2 separate regions of the Homo sapiens genome follow, and region 1 is linked to region 2. Evidence: chromatin loops called from intact Hi-C (ENCODE). Cell type or tissue: transverse colon. All regions are shown on one strand. Links, peaks and the distances in the headings refer to the core of each region. The heading gives the core; the rest is flanking DNA. Region 1 overlaps CPXM2 (carboxypeptidase X, M14 family member 2). Region 2 overlaps CPXM2 (carboxypeptidase X, M14 family member 2).

What was found. Hi-C counts contacts between places; a loop is a spot of excess contacts. Peaks named below come from ENCODE experiments on the same cell type or tissue, not always from the same donor. Only the 100,000 strongest peaks of a DNase experiment are listed, where the experiment ranks them.
Region 1: a loop joins it to region 2, with 4 times the contacts of the local background. A loop is called at or near these places in 4 of 110 quality-filtered maps.

The regions. Positions count from the first base shown.
Region 1 is chr10:123,884,269-123,889,650 of GRCh38, forward strand. The region is part of intron 1 of CPXM2 (carboxypeptidase X, M14 family member 2); the gene reads right to left. Among named protein-coding and RNA genes, the nearest start is that of CPXM2, 4.8 kb to the right of the region's middle. RefSeq lists a silencer at 1-219. In transverse colon, for the core only: no CTCF peak of the experiment used is centred there; no DNase peak of the experiment used is centred there; H3K27ac peaks cover 3,003 bases.
Region 2 is chr10:123,770,160-123,775,541 of GRCh38, forward strand. It overlaps CPXM2 (carboxypeptidase X, M14 family member 2), which reads right to left. Exons shown (of 14, transcript NM_198148.3): 8 at 757-880. Among named protein-coding and RNA genes, the nearest start is that of CPXM2-AS1, 3.9 kb to the right of the region's middle. In transverse colon, for the core only: no CTCF peak of the experiment used is centred there; no DNase peak of the experiment used is centred there.

The DNA.
Region 1 (5,382 bases), core at 200-5,199, 110 kb after region 2:
CCCAGAATTGCAGCATTAAGGCTAAATCACCACAAACACACCAGATCTGCTGGGAGGATCTGCTGGGAACCCTCACACAGGGAGAGCCGGGAGAACTTCACAGGTGAACATGAAAATCTAAACAAAAGCAGTGAGAAACGCCTGCTCTGTGCGATGTTGGCAGGGAAAGGGCCATGACACAGGGAGGAATCACCTGCACCCTTATCCAATTCTGAGGACTGGAAGCTCCCAGAGGAAATAAGAATCCAGGGATTCAGTGGGTCCTGAAGGGCGAGTTGAGCAGTGGACTGATGCGCTGGCTTCTATCCATCTCAATGACCTTGACGGGAGCCCGGGGGGAGGCTGTGGGCTGGACATGGAGGTACTCATGAAATTGTCTAAGAACTTCTTACCAAAACTAGACCAAAATCAATCAATCAAACAATCCATCAAAATCCCATGGCCCATCTCTCTCTCTCTCTTTCTCTCTCTGTCTCTCTTTCTCTCTCTCTCCATTGTGTCTTCTCTGGGATACCTGCCTGGTCAGTCCCACCCTCCTCTGGGCCAGCCTTTCATGCAGAAGACCTGGCCTCAGATCTGGGCATAAGGAAGAGTGGGCATGGCTGGGGCAGCAGTGCCCTGTGGCCCCCACTCTTGCCCTCTGTGCAGCCAGCAGCCACCTTTCTGACTTGCAACCAAATAGAGTCCTTTGCCTTTAAAGAGACACCCTGGTAACAGCAGCAGGTGGGTGTGTGCAGACACTGTGCAGGGAGCTGTTGGTACCTGCCAGTCTCATCTTAGATTCCACCTGGAAACAGCCTGAGACAAGAAGGCTTTGGGCACAGTGCTGTATGTGGGAGGAGATTTCAAGTAGCACAGGTGAAAAGTTGAAGGGGAAACACCAATAACTCAGGCTGTGTTGTCTGGCAGGACTCAACGGGGACTCAACCTGGCTGGGGACTCAGGGTGGGGTTGGGAGGGGAGATGCCTCTGAGCTGCCCCACTCCGGAGGCTGGGAGGCTAGAAGGCTGGGAGGCTGGGAGGCTGGAAGGCTGGGCATTGACCCCTCCAATCGTACACCTCCTCCAAAAGCTCGGGTTATTAATTGTTCCCATGCCATCGTGAGGAACTGATGCTTGGAGAAGTCACAAATGCCCATGAGTGGCAGAACCAGACTTTGACCTCAGCTCTCTCTTCATCCTGGAAAAACTCACCATGGAGCACCTACCTGTGCCTAGCATGAACCAGGCATTCCATACAAATCTGTGACATCAGGGGCTTAAATTAACATGTGAAGCTGTTTTGTGCCATGCTAACCATCCTATGATGCCCAACGAGTAGCCAGCTGGCTGCCAGCCAGATGTGGATGCCAGCCCTTCCAGTGGCCATCCAAAGAAACCCTAATTTCCTGGGTTTTGTGACCCCAGAGTGGTAGCTGCAGTGGCTGGGGCCTGAGAGGGCCACAGAGGGCAGAGCCATTGCTGGAGATGCCAAGCCTGAATGCTCAGGCTCCCTGGACCCTCAGGGACATCCAGAGAAAACCTCCACCTCAAAAGTCAAGGCTCCAGGGCCAGGCTGCCATTGTCCCCACACTAAAGGTGCCATGAGCTCTAGCAGCCATGGACACTTGAGGCATACAGAAAACACAGTGGCTATTTTTAAGAACCACAGCATGCAGTCCAGCTTTCGCAAACGTGGGTGTGTCCTCCTTTATTATCCATGCGCGAGCCCTGGTTTCTGGAACCTTGGGCACAGGCAAGAGGAAATTTGCCAGCATTAATAGTTGACTTTGGAAAGCATTTTGGAAATGGAGGTGGTGTCTTAGAAAGCTGCTTGCTAATGTACAGGAAATGACGTCCTCTCCCTTGGAATTCTATAGGGAGTTTACCTGGACAAAACACTTTGGATTTAACTCTTAAAGTAAGCATATAATTTGACATGAAGGATTGCTTGTTAATTGTTTAGGTATGCTAATAGCATTGTGATTGCTTTTTAAAGTACTTATTGAAATATTTACAAACACAGCTTCCTAATCCTTACACACTCCCATTTTGCCCAGGAGAAGACATTTCCATCCAAAAGCCAAATGCAGCAAAACACACTGAAAAGAGAAGGAAAGCTTAAATGTGAAGCCCTTTTCACCAACTGGCTTACGGCACACACAACAGAAAAGGCTTTGTTTACAACCAAATATGCTCAAAGAACAACTCTTTGGTTATTTCCCCCTGCAACTGGGGCCCAGCACAGTACAAAATGCAAACTCAATGATTCTGAGCACAGACACACAAACAAACGTGGCTCGCTGCCCCCTCTGCAAATTCCACGGGCTCAAGACTATGGCGATGATGTGGGTTTGTCCACATTCAAACAGCGGTGCATTCTCACCAGCACAGGAAGAAAGTTATGAACAAAGGACCAAGCAGAAACTCAAATTTAAAGACTACATATCCAAGCCTACTTCTAACCCAATGTGCAATGAAGAGAGAAATAAATAAAATCTTCAAATCCCTCATTCAAATCAATAGTTCAGCTTATTATTTGATTTGATTGTTACTGCCAAGTGGGAGGAAAAGGATAAGTTCTATAACTATGGTTTATTTTTCTGTTCTATTTTATTCTTCAAAAGGAATATGGCTGCAAACCAGGGTCATCAATTTGAAGATGGCATGGAAAGTAAGACACCCCCAAATCCACTTGCACGTGCAAAATGTGGCCCCTTACCTTATTCATAACCCTGGGAGAATGAAAACTGAGGACCTGAGATTCACTCCCGTGGCCTTAAATCATTCCAACTGCAGGGATCTAGAAACTGTCAAATTCAATTCGAAACAGCTAAATAAATGGAATTAGAGAGCAGAACGTTGTCAAGTTCATATGAGGAAGAACATTCTAGCAATAAGTACTCTTCATCCACTGAATGGTGAGAGTCCATCCATGGAAGCCTGTGAGCAGAGGCCGGGCAGCTCACTGTTAGAATCTCGCAATAAGCAAGAATCTGTGCTCAGTGTCCACTTAGGTCCTTAGAGTTCTAAAATTCTCGGATGGATGAGTGTTCACAATGAGGACCTCAGAAACTGTACAGTACCAAAATCCTACTGCAACCTAAGAAAAAGATTCTACGGTTCCATATCCTGACAGTGGTGGTGGTTCCATGAACCTGTACATGTGATAAAAACTACAGAGAACATGCCTACAAATGCATGTAAGAACTGGTCAAATCTGAGTAAGGCATGTAATCTAGTTAACAGTATCACTGTCAACCTCCTCATTTTGATACTGTATACAACAGTGACTCCCATCCCCCTGGGGATATTTGGCAATGTCTGGAGACATTTTTGGTTGTGACAACAGGGGGGAGGGTGCTACTGGCATCCAATTTGGAGTCCAGGGACACTGCTAAACATCCTGCAATACACAGGAAGGCAACCCCCTTCCTCCTCTGTTGGCACGTACACACAACACACACACACACATACACAAACAAACACACAATTGGCCCAAAACATCAATCCTGCCAAGATTGAAGTATCTTGTACTAGAATCATCTAAGAGGTTATCACTGGGGGGAGCTGACAAAGCGTACATGGGGCCTCAGTGTACTATTTTTGCAATTTCCTGTGAGTTTATAATTATTTCAAAATAAAAGCTTAAATAAATGTTTTTAAAGATTCCATTCTGTTTAATATATTGGGGCTCTACTTCTCTGGAAACCTGTTAGCCACTCATGGAAAATGCAATACTCTCAGTTAGCCAAAGGGTTCAGTTCTCCAAGCATCTCCATGAATGTCAGCATGTCACACCCATTGGGCATTTCTGTGGTGGTGCGAAAGAACAGCCAATGGTCAAAGCCAGAACCCACATCAAGATCAAATCCCCAATGCCCTTGGCTCCTTGCATAAACCCCGCTACAGGGTTAAAACAGGGCTCCCTCCTAGGGCCTACCACATAGAAAATCTGCCTGTGTGGGGAATCACTGCTGAATACATCTTTCCTTGCACTCACCTTTATGCAAAACAAGAGCTATCTGGGAAATATTTTATCATCTGCAAAGATAAAGTACATATAGACTTTTAATTAGTTATATATGCTTTTATACTGTTATGCATCTCTAAATTGAACCCCTCACTCCCACCTCAGTGCCTCATACATAGCATTGCATCATCCACCCAGTGAAGCAAAGTACAGAAGTTTGCATTAAACACTCCAGGCCACAGTCCAATGTTCCTTCCTATGTAAGTGCCTTCCTAAGATATTCCAAAACAATCCAATGCAGAGATAAGTGCTTCTATTACACCACGAGCAGCATATAGATCAAGCCGCTACTTAAAGTAGAAAAAAAATAATTTTCTCCTAGTGTAGTTTAACTGCACAAAACTGTCACTGATTCCCCTAACTAAGTTCACGCTTAAACCAGTCTTCCCACTTTGGTCCAGGGCAGAGGATTCTGCTGAGCAAACACCAAAATAAAAAAGGACAGGAGTTAAAAATATGAGATAAATGTCACACTTGTCTTGTCATGGTTGGGGAGAGCTCTAAAAAAGCCCCACAGAATTCATTAGAAACACAGCTGACATGGTAGCAGGTCTGCAGGCAGCTGTCCCAACAGGCCTCTGATGTGAGTCTCTAGATCTTCCGAAGACGTGTTTTCAGTATGGGGCTTGGAGATCCCGGTGGATGCCAGGGCTGCGGTGAACTGGGCAATGTGTCCTGCAGGAGCAGAGGCTAGGCACCGAATCAACAGGCTCCCCCATGGCCTGTCTCTACCTGCAAGATGGCCTTCCAAAACCAAATGAGCTTTTTCTTGCAAATTCAGGTTACACTCTGATTTCTCCTCCAGAGACCCCATTCCAAGAGTGGCAAGAGCTGTTTCTCCAAGGACTAAAGAGAGTCACTTCCCCATGTAACCCCTGAGTCTGCAGACACATTAGTCTGTGGACACTGCTCAGGCCAGGCTGTGACTTTCTGAGATGTGTTTTGTAGGGAAAGAAACCTATCTTAGGAATGATGTCCGGTCACTTGTACGAGTCCCCAGGACAATCAAGCTGACTTACTTGTCAAGTCTTAAACATCACCTCTTCGGGGAAGCATTACGCAAGCCCCCACAGATTCAGTGAGCTCCCCCAGCTTGTTTGTTACCTTAACACCCCACACTTTTGTGCAACCCTTAACACAACTGTGATTACTTTCTCAGAGTTCCCAGCTAGTTCCATGTGGTGGGGGGCGGGGGCTGGGGGGCAGGGAAGAGGAACGTCTTGCTCTCCCCATTCCTAGGATCTCACCCAGCACCAGTGCTTAGCAGGTTCTTGGTAACGGCCTGTGGAATGAATGAAAGGTTCACAGGAAGACCAGCACATAAGCGGGCAGGCACACTGGAAGCTTTCATTAAAAAGGTTTTTACAGCAA
Region 2 (5,382 bases), core at 120-5,119:
GCTACTCAGGAGGCTGAGGCAGGAGAATTGCTTGAACCCAGAAGGCAGAGGTTTCCATGAGCCGAGATTGTGCCATTGCACTCCAGCCTGGGCAACAAGAGCAAAACTCCATCTCAAAAAACAAACAAACAAACAAACAAAACAAAACAAACAAAAAAAACCACTTCCGGAGAGGAACTCCTGAGACCCTGATGAATGTTAAAGTAAATCAGCCAAATCTTTGCACCTAAATATCAGCAGATTTCTAAACAGCTCCCAGATTTACCAAAAAGAAAAACAGAGAAGCCCATCTGACCTATACAGGTGCAGGCTGGGGAGTGACTGAATGGGAAATGTCTGAAAACAGGAAATATCTAAAAATATAATTGAATTTTTTTAAGAATGGGGAGAAGCTCCTCTAATATGAGCCATTAATGATCAGGGAATCCTGAAGGAGGAGGAAATTCTGTCCTGCCCACCTCAGCCACTTTCTTCTTTGGCTATTGTGATTGGTCTCAGAGGTGGACGACAGAGAATGAAATATGCTCCATTTGGAGAAAAGATGGGTATTTCCAGTGTAAATAATTCTATAGTCCATATCATAAGATGAGTGGTTCACAGAGCCAACATGGGCAAAATCTGTCTACGTGAGACAGCAGTGGTGTGGACAGCTGATGCCCTGTGGCATGAATCTTCTCATAGGGTGAACAGTCTCCTAACTGTTTACATGAGTACCAAAGATGAAGGGGCCAAGCATCCCAGAGGGGCCCTTCTCACCGACTTCATGCTCCCCAGGGTGATCTGAGATCTCCACAGCATACAGCTTCAGGCCCTGGTGGCTTTTTCCAATGTTGTAAATTCTGGTGATATTGGGACACATTTCATTCACAACTTTCATCAACTGAAAAACAAGGTGAATCAAAAACTCTAAGCATTGATGACGATGCACTAAAAGGACAGAGCTCCCAAGAAAACGGACACCTCTTGCTTTCCTCCACAGCCTCCCAAGCGCCCCCACATTCTGCACACCCCAGCTGCTATCGCCTCTGCCCAGAACACTCTCCTTACATCCCTCTGCCCTGGATAATGCCCACTTTCCTTCCAGCACCCGCTCTATCATCGTCCCCCTAGGAGGAAACTCCTGGCCATTGCCCCCACCCGGTCCTGTACTTTCCACACCCCTTGGTTGTGGCTATCACTTCCTGTTATCCTCCAAATGTTATGTCTCTCAAAATCCATAGGCTGAAACCTAATGCCCAATGCATGAATTGCTAGGCCCTCTAGGAGGTGATTAGTGTCCTTACGAAAGAGGCCCAAAGGAGCCTGTTTGCCCATCTGCCATGGGAGGATGCAGCACGATGACGGCCCTGTGAACCAGAGAGTGAGCCCTCACCAGACCCTAGATCTGCCAGTAACTTGATCTTGGACATTCCCACCTCTAGAACTCTGAATAGATTTCTGTTATTTATAAGCTACTCAGGTTACAATATTTTAGCATGAATGGACTGAGATACTTGCTGATAGGGTTTGGCTGTGTTCCCACCCAAAACTCATCTTGAATTATAGTTCCCATAATCCCCACATGTCATGAAAGGGACCGGGTGGGAGGTAATTGAATCATGGGGGTGGTTTCCCTCATGCTGTTCTTCTGATAGTGAGTTCTCACAACATCTGATGGTTTTATTAAGGGGCTTCCCCCTTCACTCAGCACTCATTCTGTCTCCTGATGCCCTGTGAAGAGGTGCCTTCCGCCATTATTATAAGTTTCCTGAGGCCTTATCAGCCATGCAGAATTCTGAGTCAATTAAAACTCTTTTCTTTATAAATTACCCAGTCTCATGTATTTCTTCATAGCAGCATGAGAATGAAGGAATACACCTTCCTTAGTTGTGACTATCACCTCTCTGGTTGTGGCTATCACATACTTGGTTGTGATTATCAACTCCCTGGTTATGGTGACATCTTCCCTGACTGTGGCTATCACCTCCCTGGTTGTGGTTATTACCTCTTTGGTTGTGATCATCACCTCCTTCGTTGTGGTTACCACCTCCCTGGTTGTGGTTATCACCTCCCTGGTTGTGGTTATCACCTCCATTGCTATAGCTATCGCTACCCTGGTTGTGGTTCTCACCTTCACTGTTGTGGTTCTCACCTCCCTGGTTGTAGTCACCACCTCCCTGGTCATGGTTATCACTCCCCCGTTTGCAGTTATCACCTCCCTGGGTGTGGTTATCACCTCCCTGGTTGTGATCATCACCTGCCTTGTTCTGGTTATCACTGCCCTGGGTGTAGTTATCACCTCCCTGGGTGTAGTTGTCACCTCCCTGGTCATGGTTATCACTCCCCTGGTTGCAGTTATCACTCCCCTGGGTGTAGTTATCACCTCCCTGGTTGTGGTCATCACCTCCCTGGTCATGGTTATCACTTCCCTTACTGTGGTCATTACCTCCTCCATTGTGGTCATCACTCCCCTGGTCATGGTTATCACTTCCCTTACTGTGATCATCACCTCCCTCTTTGTGGTCATCACTCCCCTGGTCATGGTTATCACTTTCCTGATTGTGGTTAACACCTCTCTGGTTGTGGTTCTTATCACTCTTATTGTGTCACCACCTCCCTCATTGTGGTTATCAGCTCCCTGGTTGTGGTTATCACCTTCCTGGTTGTGGCTATCACTTCCCTGGTTGTGGTTATCACCTCCCTGGTTGTGGTTATCACCTCTCTGGTTGTGGTCATCCCTCCTTCATTGTGGTTATCACTCCCCTGGGTGTGGTCCTCATTCCCCTGGTTGTGGTTCTCACCTCCCTGGTTGTGGTTCTTACCTCTCTTGTTTGTGGTCACCACCTCCCTTGTTGTGGTTCTCACCTCTCTGATTGTGAGCATCACCTCCCTCTTTGTGGTCATCATTCCCCTGGTTGTGGTTATCACTTCCCTGATTGTGGTTATCACCTCTCTGGTTGTGGTTCTTATCGCTGTTATTGTGGTCACCCCCTCCCTCATTGTGGTTATCAGCTCCCTGGTTGTGGTTATTGCCTCCCTGGTTGTGGTTTTTATCTCTCTCATTGTGGTCATCAGCTCCCTCATTGTGGTTATCACTTCCCTGGTTGTGGTTATCACCTCCCTGGTTGTGGTCATCACCTCCCTCATTGTGGTTATCACTTCCCTGGTCGTGGTTATCACCTCCCTGGTTGTGGTCATCACCTCCCTCATTGTGGTCATCATTCCCCTGGTTGTGGTTATCACTTCCTTTGTTGTGGATCTCACTTCCCTCGTTGTGGTTCTCACCTCCCTCTGTGGTGGTGATTACTTTTCTCACTGTGATTTCCTGCTTCTTTATTGCCCACTCACTACACTGCAGATCATTGAGGAGACAGACTCAGCCTTTTATCTTTTATGCCTGACCAAATACATGTATCTTAATATCAACTTTTTCTCATAATTTAATGAGCATCTACATTGTTGGGTTGAGCAAATACACACCGCTCCTTCCCTCCTGGAGCTTGCAGCACACAGCCAATAAGAGGCATGCAATGACCCAGTTCATTGCCACTAAGTCAGCAGAGCATTGGGTCACCATGACAACAGGAATCATGGGGTTAAATGGTAGGAAAAGCAGGCTTCAGCAAGGAAGTGAAATAAATGCATGCTGTTTTCTGAATTTTGCCTTTTTAGTCAGCTCATCACACTGATAGCTGAGGTCTGGGAAAATGAGACCAGGGGCCAAAGGAGGTACCAAGGGCTCTGCAAGTCACAGGAGAAAAGGCTACCCTAAAGGTCAAAGGCCAGAGACACCCTCTCCCTAGAGGCTGCCTTGCCTCGCGTCACTGAATGAGTATCTGTGAGTTCACTGCAAATCTGTGATTTGCTAGGCTAAATTTGTTTATCAATACCCAAGTGAAAGAAGATCTGATTCAAAGGGCATCTCTTTTTTGAGCCAGGCACCTGACCATGCAGTAAGGGCCAGAGGGTTCCAGGGACAATTTCATGACAGTGTGTTAAAGACCAGGAAGGACGCCCAGGTGCTGCAGAAACACACAGGAAGGCCATCCTGGTCAGGGTGGCCGGTGGGCAGGTGCCCGTTAGGGAGGCCCGTGGCCTTCTGAAAGCTGAGCTGGAACTGAATTGATGCAGAACAGAGGAAGGGCATGGCCCACAGCGGGGTGGCGTGGAACTGAGTGCGTTCTAGCAAGCTGCCAAAAAATCGGATCAACCGAATTATCCATAAAATGTCCTTGTAAAGTGTAGATAAACAAATCTGTTGCAAATTTTATGGTGGGTTGAAATCTATTAGAACTGGAAAATTGGTATTATGTAAAATTTATGATACGTTGGAGTTATATGGCTGTGTGCTTCATATGCCTTTCATAACACAACATTCTGTAATGACTGGGAAGAGTGGTTTAATGAGCATCAAGGAGCGTTTCTAAAGGAGTGGGAAGATTTACTATAGCCTGGCTTTTATGACATGCCTATGAGAGGTGACAGGTGCAGCCTTGACTGGGAATTCAGGGCCTAACTCTCTTACTGCTCCAGGGGTTAAAACAGGCTTCCCCTTATGATAACTCACTTTGTGTCACAATATTTAGGTGAGAGAAAGCTGGCTACAAGGACTCTTATTCCCAAGAATGCTACAACAGAAACCCATCATAAACGGAGAAGCAACATGCAAAGGACATGTAGCTTCTACAGCCATCACCATGAAGACAGACACTGCCAGGACAGCAGGGGGCCACATATGAATAGCACCATGTTTTAATAAAAGACACAGTAATAACGTCACCAATTGTGTTAACAAGAACAGGAACAATACGTTCCATTTCTCTACTAAGTCTCATCATCATGACTGGCAGGTAAAGTAGAGAAGGCAGAGGAGATTTTTCCCATTCTACAGACTTGGAGACTAAGGCCCAGAAAGCCATCGAATAATTTACCCTGCGTCACCCAGCTGGGAGCAGGAGAAGCCAGGACTTTGGCCTTTCAGGGCTCTTCCCTTACCCCTATCTGTCCATGAAGGTGTAGTAGAGAAATGAGAACCAGTGCATCTCTGCTGCTTGTTTTATTTGCTGCACACTGTGACCATTCTGATGGCCACAGCATACTTGCCATCTCCTTTGAGACCCCATATACTCGTCCCTGCTGATGCAGTCATTCTCAGCCAACAGCATCGACCTTAGCAAATCCTAACTGGCAGGCAATTCACTGTCTTACATTGGGATCAGTAACTATCTCTACGGACATAAAGCCTGGTGGCTCATCACGAACTAGGCAATGAATGCAAGCATTCAGCCCAGGCTGGCTTCCTTCACTGTTACCCTAACCCCTTCCAATTAGCTGTGGGAGAAATGTGCTGTCAGTACTAGAGATCACGGCCTTGACACTGGAAGAAGAAAAACATCACCTTCC